2 separate regions of the Homo sapiens genome follow, and region 2 is linked to region 1. A link is an interaction called in ENCODE POLR2A ChIA-PET data of the cell type or tissue named here. Cell type or tissue: OCI-LY7. All regions are shown on one strand. Region 1 overlaps SSBP2 (single stranded DNA binding protein 2). Region 2 overlaps SSBP2 (single stranded DNA binding protein 2).

Region 1 (8,000 bases):
ATGAACCCGGGAGACAGACCTTGCAGTGAGCCGAGATTGCTCCACTGCACTCCAGCCTGGGCAACAGAGTGAGACTCCATCTCAAAAAAAAAAAAAAAACAAAAAACTCAGCCCTGTTTAACCTTCTTGTTCATTCTACAAATCTGGCATGGTAACTCACCCTTCCATTCTCAAAACTCCCTTTCCTTGATTTCTGCTAATGTCAGTCCTTTATGCGTTTCCCTCATATGTCTCCGTTCTTTTCAATCTCAATTTCAAACTCTCATTCCACCTATACCTTAAATATTCCCCGAACTTCCATCTCTGATTTCCTCACACTTTCTCCCTGCACATTCCCAAGAAGAATGGCTTTATCCCTATTTCGTGCCTTCAAATGATACAAGATGCAAAACCAAATGGGCCATACATTAGTAGCAAAAACAAGCAAAACTGATCTATGCTGTTAAAAATCAAGCAAGATGGGTAGCACATATGAAGCTTCCAGAGTGCTGGTAATGTTCTTTTTCTTGATGTGGGTACTTGGTTACACTGGTGTGTTCAGTTTGCGAAAACTCATCAAATTTACACATTTAGGATATGTGCACTTTTCTGTATGAATGTCAGATTTCAATAACGCTATTTTTTTAAAGAGAGAAATAATAAACTAAACCTTGAGTTCAGATTTCAGCTCTAACATGTGTACTTCAGCTAAATTACTTATCCTATTAAAGCCTTAGTTTCCTCACACTTATCCTTTCTCATTTCTGTATCTCCAGCCTAGACTTCTTCCAGGAACTCAAAAGCTACATATCCAAGTTCCTCCCAAACTTCTCCATCGCTAGGTCTTAATGGCATCTCAAACTAAACTCATCATCTTCCTCCTTACACCTTTAAAATTACCTGTTCCTCCTCCTGTATCCCAAAGTCTGTGACTAAAACTTCTACCAACAATTGCAGCCATCTTTAAAAATCCTAATTTTCACACTTAGGCCACCAAGTCTGATCTATTCTACATCCTGAAATGACCACTGCATTGGTGTAGAAAAATGATGACGCTATAAGCATTTGTATTGTTATAGCAATCGCTTCCTAATGGATCTACCTCCCCCTTTACTCCATGCTCCATATGATTTCCAAAACGATTCTTCTAAAATGCACCTCAGATGGTGTAACTTTTCTGCTTAAAATTGCTTATCTCAGGGCGGGCACAGTGGCCCACGTCTGTAATCCCAGCACTTTGGGTGGCTGAGGTGGGTGGATCACTCGAGGTCAGGAGTTCGAGACCAGCCTGGCCAACATAGTGAAATCCCATCTCTACTAAAAATACAAAAATTAGCCGGGCATGGTGGTGCACGCCTGTAGTCCCAGCTACTTGGGAGGCTGAAGCAGGACAATCGCTTGAACCTGGGAGGTGGAGGTTTCGGTGAGCCGAGATCATACCATTGCACTCCAGCCTGGTGACAGAGTGAGACTCCATCTCCAAAAAAAAAAAAAAAAAAAAAAAAAAAAAAATTGTTTATCTCCTAGGTCAAGTTGTCATTTAAGGCTGTTCTTGAAATAGTTCGTATTTAATCTGCCAGATTTATCCCTACCAACTTTACTGCAGTTCACCAACTATATCATACCTTTTAATGCCTCCATGTTGCTGTACATGATTCTCTCTCTGGCTAAAATACTCTTTACTTGCCCCATCTTCCACTTTGACTAATGCTAGCCTTTCAATAAACATCCTCTTAGAAATATTTCCTGACACTCTCACAGCCCTAGGCTAGATTCAATGCTTTTTTTCAGGAATCCCACAGAACCTTCTGCATACCCATTATAGTGCTTGCTACCCAGTGTGGTAGTGGCTGATAGTGAGGCCCCTCTGAATGGGGAGTTCCTGATGGGCAGAGATTGCCAGGTTATTAAGATCTGACTCAGGAAGGCTCAACAGAGGCTGACATATAACAGACGGTTAACATTTTTTTAATGAATAACGGAGTGGGGAGATAGAATAAATATGATTCCCATCTCATAAAATATATATATACATTTACACTATAAAATAGTTAACAAGTTTTAAAAACATTTTAAATGCTATTTTGGCAAAATCCAGCTTTTTAAGAAGCCCTACTTTCTTACGCTATTCTATATACAATTATTATTCTGTACAATTCTATATGATTCCATACAATTAACCCTTTAAGAGAGCCATTCTGCTATTCTGCTGGGGACCTAATACAAACACAAAAGCATTTTGTCAACTAGCAGCATTTTTGCCAGTACTTGCTATGTTATCTTGTCAATGATCACTCTTGTCGATTATACTCCTATCTTACAGAAAAGCATCAACAACCTTTAATATTTCAGTAAAAACTTGCTTATACTCTAATCTTTCTGGCCCTGAATTCGTAAGTCCAACTCACTTATATAATTGACTCAGTAAAATTTGAATTCAAAATTACTAAGTCATTCCCAAGATGAACTCCTACCTGAAAACTACTCTCAAGATATACACACATACACATGTGTGTATATGTATGTGTAATATATCTGATAGCAAGAAAGCTCACTCAAGTTTTTCCATTACAATATTTCTAAGTGAAGGAATACAGTATCAGTCACTAAGTTTAATCCAGGGTAAAAAAAAAAAAAAGAATGTACCAAAACACCTTAATAGCTTCCCAGGATAGCTAGCGCTTAAATATACTGATAATGTATAATCATCAAATAATTTCAATCCAATTATAAATGACAAATAGCACATAATGATGTGAAAAAAATAAAACAAAGAAATTATTTCTATTTTTTCTAATAGCCAGTATTACAGAAATGACTAGGTAATAGAACCAATATGATTGTACTACTGCTCCTGTATCACACGGAGCTTCTCAGGTGCCCTTGTCCAAAAAAAGCCCAATAGGCCATACGCTGCTTGGAAGAGACAACAAAAGAGACTCATAATTACAGGATCCTTTTTTCCTAAATATCACATATTCCTGACTCCAAAGTTTAAAGTAACTTATGCCGGATTACTCTGCCTCTGGTTACAGAATGAGAAACAGCTCTATCTGAAATTATAACCTGAGTTCTTAATTGGCATCTTCCTCTCTGGTGAGCACCTACATCCATGTTGTTAAATCTCAGATACCAGCTAAAGAATTTGTAGCTATCTGTGGGGCACTTTTGGTACCTATAATACTATCCACCTTTTTAGCAGCTATAAAATGCTTCTACTCTTCCCTTAACTTCTTAACCTCTATTGCCTCCCACCCCAACTAAAAATGATGAATATGCACATTCCCCTCCCATCCTCATGCCACCTCCCACAACTTCCATTACAATTTTTCCGCCATGTTAAGCGATGAAACACACTGAGTCAAAATAGTTAAAATGGGCAGTGCAGTCAGAAACCTGAGTTTGAATCCAGACTATACAATTTACTCTGTGGCCCTGGACAAAATATAAAACCTCTGAGACTCAGTTTCCCCATATGTAAAATGGGGATTATATCTACTTTACGAAGTTGCTATAGGGATTAAGCTATCAAAAGTAGCCAGCCACAGAAAGACAAATACTATATGATCCCACTTATATGAGATACCTCGAATAGTCAAATTCTTGGAGACAGAAAATAGAATGGTAGTTGTCAAGGGCACATAGAAGGCGGGAGTGGGGAGTGATTGTTTAATGAGTACAGAGTTTCAGTCTGGAAACATGAAAAAGTTCTAGAGATGGAGAACGGTGATGGCTATACCATAATGTGAACGTACTTAATGCCACTGAACTGTACAACTAAAAGTGGTTAAAATGGTAAATTTTAGGTTATATATATATTACCACATTAAAAAAGAAAAAGAATATTCTCTCAATAATTCATACTGAAAGACTTTTCCTCCCTTGTTAGAGAGAGGTATAAAAGCGAAAAAACCTTACCTTTCCCTCCCCCTAACCCAGCACTCCAAATTGAAGCTAAATGGCAAAGGAATAGAGAAGAGTTCACTGATAAAAATTAGCCTGTCTTCACAAATTAAAAGCCCAAAACTATCCTAAGTCCCGTACCTATCCACTTATGTTACAAAAGCATAAGGATTTCAAACAAAAATCAGCTTTCACTCATGATGTGGCACTTTTAGAGTTAAGTAATTTTACAGATTGTGTTTAACACACTGTAACAATATTTTTTGTTTAATGAAAGTACTGACATAAACTTTTAACTATCATCTAATCTATGATTCTCTGTTGAATCAAATCCACACTTAAACCTTAAATATATATGAATCTCTCATTATAAAAGAGGCAGCTGTAGCATAATGAAAGGAACACTGACCTTGGAACGAAAAAACTCTAAATATGGCTCAGGTCTGCCACATATTATCTGTATTACCCTAGCTGCATAAGTCAATTTCCACTTATAAATATTGCTAGTCAATGGAGATACCACCCAGCTCATACGATTATAATGTGACTTAAGTAAAACAAAATACTATACATTAAAATATTTTGAAAACTATAAAGTACAATTTCATTTATATTAAATTTAACACAAAGAAAATGAAAAAATTCTGTCAAAAATTCACATTAAAAATATACACACATCATAATATAATCTTCCATAGTCCTGAAATTCAAAGAAAGAATACTAAATGCCCATATTATAGAAAAGTATTTTTTAGAAATTACATTAATTCTTATACCAAATACTAGGAGTATTGGGGAGAAAATCAGCTAGATACGGTGATAGACTATTGTGACATATTTCCAATTCATTACATCCTTAACTCATTTATTCCACAAATACATAATCACAAACCTTGCAACCACTGTGCTAAGCAGTGGGAATATGACGGTAAGGAAGACACCATGGTCCTTGCTCTTATGGAGCTTCCAATCTAACTGGAAGATGAGGCATTAAACATCACACAAATGGCCGGGCTCAGTGGCTCATGCCTGTAATCCTAGCACTTTGGGAGGCTGAGGCAGGTGGATCATCTGAGGTCAGGAGTTCGCGCCCAGCCTGGCCAACATGGTGAAACTCCCTCTCTGCTAAAAATACAAAAATTAGCCAAGTGTGGTGGTGCATGCCTGTAATCCCAGCTACTAGGGAGGCTGAGGCAGGAGAATCGCTTGAACCTGGGGGGTGTGTGGAAGTTGCAGAGAGCCGAGATTGCGCCACTTCACTCCAGCCTGGGCAAAAGAGCAAAACTCCATCTCAAAAAAATAATAATACAAATAATTTGTTATTTATAATAAATATGAAAAAGAAAAAAGTCTGCTATGAGAGTATCCAATCCAATCTAGAAGGTTTAGGAGAAATAATTACGCCAATTGTACCAACCTCTGTTAACCCAGTATACTGTAAGTGTTCAACAAATCTTAGTTATTTCTATAATCATCATTATAAAAGCCCCACTGTCCTTCAGAACAAGTTTATCCTTAGGGTTTGAAAGATAAAAGATATCAATCCTATTATCTAGGAAGATCAGATAAACTGAACCCAACACCCAATTCCTCCATTTTAAAAACAAAACCAGGCAAGTATGGCTTCTTCATCCCAATTTTCACTCATATTTAACATATCCTTGAGCAATTATGTTGATGCTAAGGTTTCCTCAATAGTAGCTTAGACATGCCTGAAATACTGTAACCTGGTCTTTCTATGGCTGATTCTTTCAGTTCTCCGTTGAAATGTCCTCTCCTCCAAGAACCTTCCCGACTACCCAATCTAGCATAGCCTCCCAGTCATTCTCTACACTACATCACACTATTTTATTATTTTTATAGTATATATGACTATTTGAAGTTGCCTAGTACATTTATTTGCTTATTATTATATATTTCTCCTTCAACCTTCAAAGTCTCATGAAAGCAGGGACTCATTTTATTCTCCCTATATCCTCAAGATACATCTTCCTTGCTAAAGATCCCAAGTTTTGTTTAGGTAGTTCACGTGAGCCAATTATGGTAATCCCATTATATCTAGCATAATTTGTTTACAGGAAGAAATTCTGTAGTTCTCTCTAATAAGGGATAAGAAGATGTCTCCTAAGCAACTTCAATAAAAAGTTTTCCTCCCTGATTGGTGAGACACAAAGAAAGAAAAACCCTGTCCTTCCTCCTGCCTTTACACTTGAGTGTGTAAGGGAGTGATGCTGGGAACCCGAGGCAGCCATGCTACATTCATGAGAGGAAGACCATGAGGATGGCAAAGAAGCCGATCCTGAACCCTGATGTTCTTGACTCAATGAATGAACTCTTACACTACCACTTCTAGACATCCTGTTATGTGAGATTTACTTTTAAACCTGATCAATTAAGCTGTTTTCTGTCTCCTGTTTTGATACCTGAAGCCAAAAGCCTAATAAACTCAAGCCTGTTTCTTCCATAACATTAAGAGAAAACAGTACCTACAGCCTACTGGATTTGAGGGGATTAAATGAGATAATGCAGACAAGTGCCAAACAAACAAGATACTCAAATGATAGCACTGCTGTTAATGTTAAGCAATAATTTTCTATGACAAAACACAAACTCTTTATATACTATTTAGGATTTTGTTATTTTACAAAAAATATTCACTTTAATCCTATTTAAAATGAGATCATTTTTAAAAGAATAATTTATTTACTTAGATTTCTTCCATTAATAAAGTAGCTCTTGGTTTTTTCTCATCTAAAATAGACAAATAAAAGGAGAATCAGACAAATATCAGATCACTAAAATAAATCATATTAATTTCAGGTAAGAGCCTTTTTCTGTCATCAATTCCTCACCCAACTTACATGGACAGAGCTACATATATTTTCATCTATTATTCTTGCCTTTACAAATATTTCATCAGTATTTTAATATGCTATAGATTTAAAGCTAATTAAAAATTAAAGCTATATTCGTAATTACAACCATACTCTTTAACACCTACAATTACAAAAATATTTAAAACTAGAAAAAAAAAAACAAAGGGCTATATTTTAGCCTCTACAATTTTTTTTCTGTGCTGAACTACTTGTTTGACATTATAGCCATGAAGCAAAATTAACAGAGAAGATCAAAAATAGGAGATTGCCAGGTCATTCGTTTACACTCACTCTAGCTGAACTGTGATTTAAAATGTTACAATGGCTCATTATTGTCTGAAAGCTGTTTAGGGTCATACATGAAATGTAATTAACATTCTTAAAGGAAAAAGATGAGAGTAGTTTTGTCATTTCTAAAGAAATGACACCAACTGAAGTTTGTCTTTAAAAAAAAGAACAAAAAAATAAATATTAATTATGCCACTGCATTGAGACTGCCCAGGCTGATTTGAGTCCAGATGAATTTTTGGTCCTATAATTATAAGAAAAACATTAACAGTTCCATTTTTCAAAAATTCTTAACTATTAACTTACATGACAAAAATTACCATTTACCAATTATGACCAATCAGAAATGTTAAAGTTATCTGGAAAAACTCTATTCTTCCCCAGGCAGTCCATATTTCCACTTGTTTTTTAATGTCCTCACACAAAGAATAAAATAGGTTGCAGAAGAAGAGCCTCTGCTATTTCTCTAACTACTGAAAACAGGCAAGACATTAATCTTGGTGGACCACCCTTCAGCTCACCTTTTGTAGTATGTATAGGGTTTTAATCTAATAGTCAAGTAACTCTCACAGTCCAAGTTATGCTAGGTTATATACATACGTTAACAAAACCTTGCATGAATACATGCTACATTTGTAAAATACACAAAGTTTGATCAAATGTTTAAAATCGGGAATATTATTTATATTCCAAACGCTTCAGATATTAACAAATGAATCTTATTCTATTGCTCCAATGCTATTTTAAGTCCACCCTTTCAGAAACAGTAAGTTCTTAATAAAATTAATATTTTAGCATACGCTTACAGAGGCTCACATGTCACTAGCATGCAAATATATAATCTGTAATTCCCACACCAATGGCAAAGCAATAACATACACACAATAATAGAGAATAACCTCATGTGTTCCAAAATAATTTTGAAATCCTATTTTTAAATTATATATTCCTAGT
Region 2 (8,000 bases), 130 kb before region 1:
ATAGTACTCACTATAGACGCAGAGCTTGTTTTTTCCCCTGAATGATGGGAGAGCTTTCAGAGGCAGAAGCAGAAATATTAGAAGAAAACCTAACTTTTCCCACTGGTGGAAATTGTTAAGGTTGACTACTGTTTAACAGAATTTAAATGGGGGAAAAACGGTTGAGAACAGATTCAAAGAGTATCTGGGAAATAGACCCAAACAGGTTGGTCCCTGAGGAAAGGCATGAATCATTTTATTCTGGAAATGAGCATCTCTCAGATAAGAAAGAGAAATTCATCCAACTAGATGCACAATTTTGATCCAGGAAAATCTAGGAGTTGGCTAAGAGTAACTGAAGGAAACTAGTATTAAAAAGCAGGAAAGTTCCCTAAGTAACACCTGCTATTAAAACCTCACAGGCACTGAGGAAACTAAACCCAAACATTCAGCAACACAAAAGCCTAGTTTCTCTCAAAGGTAGAATTAGTCTGAAAGACCCAGCAAGTGAAAAGCTGATGAAAACTACGCAGTAAAAGGCAGCTGAATAGCTGGGAGAACCTCTGAGGTCAGCTAGGAAAGTGCCCTCCCATTCATTGTGACCTCCCACAGAGACCATTTAGAAAGTAAGAGGGTTCCAAGGAAACCACAAGTTCTACCAGACCTAGCAGTGGTGTCAGGTCAATCCTATCTTGGTCTGAACTCAAAGATGTCTGAACGCTCATCCAGACAAGATAGAAATTAAGCAAGAATATATTCTAAATCATTCTTACAATGACTTGGGAACTTACAATGCCCCACCCACTTGACTCTCCCCATAACTTCCTAAATAAATAAGAATGTGAATGTGGAGACAAAAACAGGTAGCTTCCATTTATATTCCAAATGTAAAATTTTGTTGAGATTCCCAATCCTCTTTAGCCTTCCCAGTGTTATTGCTACCTCTTGTATTTCTCTGTAGTGAATGAAGTTAGAATCCTACACAAAAAGAAAGGCGTAGGCCTGTGAGAGGAAAAATTGACAATGGAAAGAAAAGATCAGTGGTTATATTCCTGGTCTGGAAAAGATAAGGCTATATAGGTAGGTGGCCCATGATAAAACAGGTTCCACAGAATTAACTTATAGCAAGTTCCCAATGTTGTTTCACAAGGATATTCCAGGCTAGAGCAAAAAGTAAAAAGCCAGCCTTGTGTATTACAGCTATGATAAGATTTGTGATAAGATTTGCATATGGAAAATATCCCCATAGTTTCTAATATACACGCTGAATTAAGGTGTACTATTGTAAAGAAGATAGAAGTCATTTTGTGATATCTGAAGACTTCCTATTTCCTTTATGTATTTGGGCTTTTGTCCATAATAAAAACTATAATATGACCTCATTTCTAAGATATTTTCCTTTATTTTCCCTTCTCATATCTATCTTAGGAATGGCAAAAATAGGATAATGATGAGAATGAGGGATGAGCTAAGGTGATAAACAGGACAAGATAATAATCAAAGGAAAGCAAGAAGTAATACTGAAAGAATCACGTAAGAGTGGTACAATGTTCCCGCAGAATTGGGGGCATCTCATTCAGAAATAGTATGCCTGAAGAATGTACATTCTTTCATTTATCCAGCCATTCTTTCATCAAATATTTATTGAGTGCCAATTAAGTACAAACCACTAGGCTATCAAATTGAACATGATGTATTTTTACAGGCTTTAAATATGCTTACCTCCCTAAGGTATGAGAATTTTTACACTGCTCTTAACTGGTAATTCAATACATGCTTGCTAAAACATAGCTACATTGAAGAAAGGGCTAATATGTTGAGAGATTTCCCTACCTATTAATCTAAGTTTCCAAAACTTCTGGAAGAAGCCATGGATCATTTAAGTCCATTTAATTTTTTTTCCTAAATTTGAATCCAGTTGTCCCCCTTATACAATACTTGACTACTTTCTAAAATGAAATTGTGCCCTACAAAAATCATTCAGCCATTGACATAGTTTGAGTCTCAAGTCTTGCTTCAACAACCACAAACAGCTTTTGAATATCTTAGGTACTCAAGATACTATGTTCACACCAAACAAATTAGTTGCCTTGGGATGCAGAGTTCGAGCTGGAAGCATTCTGAAACAGTGAACAGCTTTGGGAAATGTACTGGGTTACAGAACATAACAGTTATGCTATCCAAGTCAGTCTACCTAGTGTGGTAAGTATTTACTTCTCACCAAGTTGTATTTTCCCTTGTTTTCATGCTAGTCTCTTCCTTCCTATTACTCCTTAAATGTGAGCCTTTTTCACACCTTTCTATCCCCAGGCCTCAATTCTTATTTTATCTTTACTACTTCATTAATTTAACCCACTCTTATCCCTTAATCCACTTTCTCTATGTTCTTCCTCCCTAATTTCAGATTTCTGCTAAGCATATCACAAGTCCCATATCATCAGCCACATTAATTACAAATTATTTTTAATTTTTCTCTCTTCCTCAATACTTACAACTAGACAGTCTCTTTTCTTCTTCATTCTCATTCATTATTTTCCATTTTATTTGTCACCATTTTAATTCAGGGGCTGAATTTTCAGCGTATATCAACACTATTAGAATAGCCTCCTAACTGTGTTGGCCTTTAATCCTTGCCTTTCTTCAGTCCTCATCATGCCCTCAGATTCACCATCCTAAAATATAATTTCCTATTTTTTGAATATGCTAAAAAATGACTATGGCAGATGAAGCAAAAGTTTCATCCAGTGTAGTTGGAAAAGTACTAATGAGAATTTGGAAAACCTAAATTTTCATGGTTAAACCACACTCAGTCTTTAAACAATGACATGTCCTTAACTTCTCCAGGTACCAGATTTCTTATCTATTCAAATGACTAAAATAAGCAGTTTTCAAACTTTTTAAAAGTTTTTGAACTGTAATGGATTGAGATGTTGTAAATGAATAAAAGATTTTTTTAATGAAAATTATTACTCAAGAGTTAACCAAGAACCCTTGAGAATTCTAGAATGGGGGTGGGGGTTTGAGTCAGATGCAGAAATAGCTATTTTAATGCTTTTGGAAATGATGAAGACGTTACCTAAGGCATCCAAAGTGGGATTACAGAGGAAAAGACAGTGTTCAGGCAATGATTTGGAAGTTTTGATAACTAGTTGGAGGTAAAGAAGAATAAAGAGGATAAAAAGAAGAGTCATTTATGTCATGGGTAACTAATTATATAGAGATTCAATTTAATTAGAAAGAGAAAATAGAAGGAATTTGGATAGAGGAGAACTGAAATGCTTTGGTTAAAAGAGAAGGAGGCCAAGAACCTCTATGATTGGGTGTTCTCTCATTCCTAGGCACGATCTATGGCCCTTCTACAATGCTCCAGGAATTCAGGGACTTCAGCATGAAACTGCTTTTCAGTGGGATAATTTCACAATCTCCTTGCAGTTTTAAAATTCTACCATCTGTTAGCTAAGCACTGATACTGTGTTTGATTTTTCTACTCTAGTTAAACAGCTCAGCTTAGTGTTCCTTAAATATACCTTATATTTTTCCAACTTCATCCAGTTTCTCTGATACACCTTCCCCAGCACTTGTCTTATCCAAATCCTAGTCATCATTCAAAAGCCAGTGCACATTTGCAGCATTTAAACCTATACAGTATAGGGTTATTATCTGTATTACACTCATAGCAGTTAACTCTTGATGTACACAGCTCGTATACCTTTCCAAACAGATTATGAACCCCTAAAGGGAGAAATTTTTATAAATCTTTGCACCTCCCATAGCTTCAATCCAAGTAATTTGTACATAAATAGGTATTCAAAAAAAGTTAATAAACAAATGATAGAAGTGACAGTGCATCCCTGGTGAAACCCCACCTCCAAGCCAAAGACAGTTTAAAGCCTGAAAGCCAAGCTAAAGGTCAAACCCACAGACTAGATTGAGAAGCTGTCTTCCCATTTGGCACATTTTTCTCTGTTTGATCCTCAGCATTCAACTATTTTACATACACCTACCCTTCCCTAATTGGTTTTTTACACTGTTGTGCCCACCTTTCAGTGGTGTCTTTGTTTTAACCTTTTTTGCATACTCACAAACCAATCAGAATGCATTCCCCTATTCTGAGCCCATAAAAGCCCTGGGCTCAGCCACACTGGGAGAGAAACCACCCGATTCCAGGTATTCAACCACCCTTGCATACTCTCTCCACTGAGAACTGTTTCATTGCTCAACAAAATTCTTCTCTGCCCTTCTCACCCTTCAATTGTTAGTGTATCCTCATTCTTCTTGGATGCGGGACAAGAACTCAAGAACCGCCAAATGCAGGTATAAGCTATAACACAGTCGGGCTGGGGCATGCCCAGCCCAGCCACAGACTGAGCTGGTGTGTAGGTGGGCCGAGTGGGTGGACTGCTTCCTGCGGCAGGCAGCACGGCTGAGCAAGACTGGGGGGAGAGGTGGCATCACCAGCCAGAGGTCCCCAGCTTGCAAAGTGACTGAGAAAAATCCTGTGTCAGAAGAATGATCCTAAATTATGTCTACCAAAATCACTTCCCTCAAGGATAATCCTCCCCTACAGCATAGTTACATTTGTTAGTAGTTGTGCCCTTGTCTTCTTTAAAAAGATATTAACAAATATATACATTTTTAAGGTAAGTTTGACTTGGTAAGAAAACCTTTAAATCCACCTTGAAAATATCTGTACCTTCTTTTACAAGAGATTCTGAGTCTTTCCTTCTAGAGAGTTTAAAGCACCTGATCTTTGGGAACTGATAAGAACTATCTACTGTGGCTGGCTGCAAATAATTCCTTGTATTATAGGAGTAGTCATTTGTGATTTTAAACCCAAGAGACAATGGAAAGCATATGACGTATATGTAGAATAAAAGAAATTAACACTAAAAATAAATGCAACAAAATCTATAGACATTTCATGAAGTCTGAAAATAGATAACCTAGGCCAGGCGTGGTGGCTCACAACTGTAATCCCAGCACTTTGGGAGGCTGAGGTGGGCAGATCACCTGAGGTTGGGAGTTTCAGACCAGCCTGATCAACATGGAGAAACCCCATCTCTACTACAAATACAAAAATTAGCCGGGCATGGTGGCACAGGCCTGTAATCCCAGCTACTTGGGAGGCTAAGGCAGGAGAATCGGTTGAACCCGGGAGGCGGAGGTTGTGGTGAGCCAAGATCACACCATTGCACTCCAGCCTGGGCAACAAGAGTGAAACTCTGTCTCAAAAACAAACAAACAAAGAAACAAAAACAGATAACCTAGTCTTGTGAGCACAAAATAGAGTGTCACATCATTATAGCTCTATCCATTATTTCTGGCTAAGTAACTATTACTTATCTCATAGTATACATTCCATCAAAGACATAGTACTTGAAATTGTGAGGCTTTTATTTATTTAAAAAAGATATAAACCTCTAATCTCAGTTGTCAACCCCCATCAAAAACAAGACAACATAATAATTCAAATCTATAGTTTCGGGTAAGTGAAAGATGAGTTTTGCTAATGATTTTTTGTTTCTTTCCTTCATATCAAAGGGAAAAGAATAAAAGTAAGAGATATATTCACTTTTCCAAGTTGCCAAAATACAATCATTTTAAATGAAGCTGGATAAAAAGTAAACAAGTGGCTATAAAAATATGACTCTACAAATCTAAGGTATTTAGATACACTTTTACTTAAAAAAATCTTTAACTTATTTTCTATGATTTCTACATCTCCCATAGTAAGTTATAAATTTTATGAATTTTACATCTCCAATTGTAAGTTAAAAATGCATGCTATTTTTGAAAGAATATCATGTTTTTTAAATTTTTTGATACTATTGGCAGCAATCACAGGCAGTGTAACATCAGCATGAAAATAGTAAGGAATAAAGATCTTTCCATTATCATCTTTTCACATTTACCAGAAACTGGATTATAATTTAAAAATATTTCAGTGAGAGAAGGGTGCTTATGATGTTTAAAATACATACTTTGAAAAAATATATATTATTTTTACAATAAAATGAACTTTAAATAAAGTCATCCTGTTCTGTTTCTCTCTTTTCCACATTAGTTTCTTCATTTATTTCTTCATGGATTTCAGAAATCCATATCTATGTAAAATTCTAGTCTTATAAGATAAATACATTCTGGAGATCCATTGTACAACATAGGGCATATGATTAACAATACTGTATTGTGTACTTAAAAATTTCTTAAGAGGGTATATCTTATGTTAAGTACTCTTACCACAAAAGGGAAAAAATAAAGCAAAAAGGGGAGAACTTTTGGAGGTGACAGATAAGTTTATGGCATTGGTTGTGATGATGGTTTCATGGGTGCATACTAATTTCCAAACACATCAAGTTTACACATTACATATGTACAGCTTTTTGTATGTCAATCATACCTCAGTAACGTGGTTAAAAATAAATTTTAGAATGGCTGAAAATTACAACTATTCAGTTTATGGATGTCTCTCAATATGTGCACATACAAAAAACAACAGATGTCTTTCATAAGAAATGCTAAATGCCTGTGCATGTAACATGGTAAATTTAAATTTTATTTCATTAAGTTTTTTAGTTTCCCATCTCAGAAGAGTGATTAGAACTAACTGAAAGGTGAAATTTAATCTGTTTTAAAGTAACTTTCCTGAATGTGAAATAATTAATAATTGCAGATATTTGGAAAATACAGTAATATACATAGACAAAAATAAAAATCATGCATTATCCCAATATCAAAAGATAGTCATTTTAACATTTTGGCCTATTTTAAATTAACAGAATTATTCATTATTTACCTCATTATGCCTCCAGTATTTCTTTTAAAAAGTAGTTTATGTGTCAATATTCATTCAATCTTATAGATAAGAAGTAACTATAAAATAATAAGACTAATTTTAAACATTTATACATGCAAGTGAACATTTTTAACGCTAAAAACGCAGCTACTGAAGAAAGTATTTTTTAGAATGCTTTCTTGAGTACTTTATTTTAAATTATTAAAGTATTTTAAAATTCAGTAGGTAAACATATTAATTACCATTATAGAAGTAATTCTGTAATAAACTCAAATGCAGAATATAACATTCTAGAATTTTACCAAAATCTTATTGTTTGTTCCTGTGTTTTCCATTTTCTTCCCCAAGTCTTTCAAACTATTATATTTACATGTTAGAAATAAATTTGTTAATCATTTTCAGAAATTATCTACTATTAAGAATTTAGGAAATCCTATTCATGAAAATTACCATAAAAGAAATTAATGTATTTTTAAAAATCCAATTGTAATATAAAATCATGTAGGTCAAACTCTATCTTTTCACCAGCCTCCAATTAAAAAACAAATCAGAGATGTATTACCATGAAAAGAAATTGGTTTTAAGATGTAATAAAAATGGCATCCAAGAATAAATCAAATCTCTTAAAACTAATATTTAAATTAAAATTAAACATCTGACACAATGTGCTAATATTCATAATGAATTATAAAATTCAAATACTGATTTTTTTTCTAAACTATATTTTCCAAGGACCAAATTACACAGTAAGGGGTTGTTCCTCCTTTAAAATCTACTCGAATTTTACTCCTACCTCTGGCTAATGCTCATTTCCAAAACCTATTTAAGTGTATTTCTAAAGCTAATAAGTGTGAATACTTTGAAATTTTCAAAGTGTCTTATGAATGCAAGATGATGATGATGATGAAAGTGACGATGACAACGATGATCATTTATCCAAGGCTTTTAGAAAGAGCTGCTAAATTAGTTCACTTTTCCCCTTAAGATCTCCATGTTGAACAGTAGGGTACATCTTTCTACAGAATGCAATTTTGGAAAAGTATTTATATGATTAATTTCTTAAAATGTAGGCTATCAAATATTGTATCTCCTTTAAGAGTAGAACACTGGCACTCTCTAATGCCATCTAGTTGTCAAAATTAGTGGAGACAATATCTCCCGTGACTGACAGGCCAAATCAAGGCACGCATCTCTTAGTATAAGGAAAAGATGAGATGGGGTACCC

The links. ChIA-PET counts read pairs that join two places held together with the same protein. Peaks named below come from ENCODE experiments on the same cell type or tissue, not always from the same donor. Only the 100,000 strongest peaks of a DNase experiment are listed, where the experiment ranks them.
Region 2: POLR2A ChIA-PET joins it to region 1 with 5 read pairs; 2 of 35 experiments call an interaction of 5 or more read pairs at or near these places.

What each region holds. Positions count from the first base shown.
Region 1 is chr5:81,737,705-81,745,704 of GRCh38, forward strand. All of the region lies in intron 1 of SSBP2 (single stranded DNA binding protein 2), which reads right to left. Among named protein-coding and RNA genes, the nearest start is that of SSBP2, 9.4 kb to the right of the region's middle. In OCI-LY7, no CTCF peak of the experiment used is centred here; no DNase peak of the experiment used is centred here.
Region 2 is chr5:81,605,787-81,613,786 of GRCh38, forward strand. All of the region lies in intron 4 of SSBP2 (single stranded DNA binding protein 2), which reads right to left. Among named protein-coding and RNA genes, the nearest start is that of SSBP2, 140 kb to the right of the region's middle. In OCI-LY7, a CTCF peak has its summit at 7,880; a DNase peak (open chromatin) is centred at 4,245.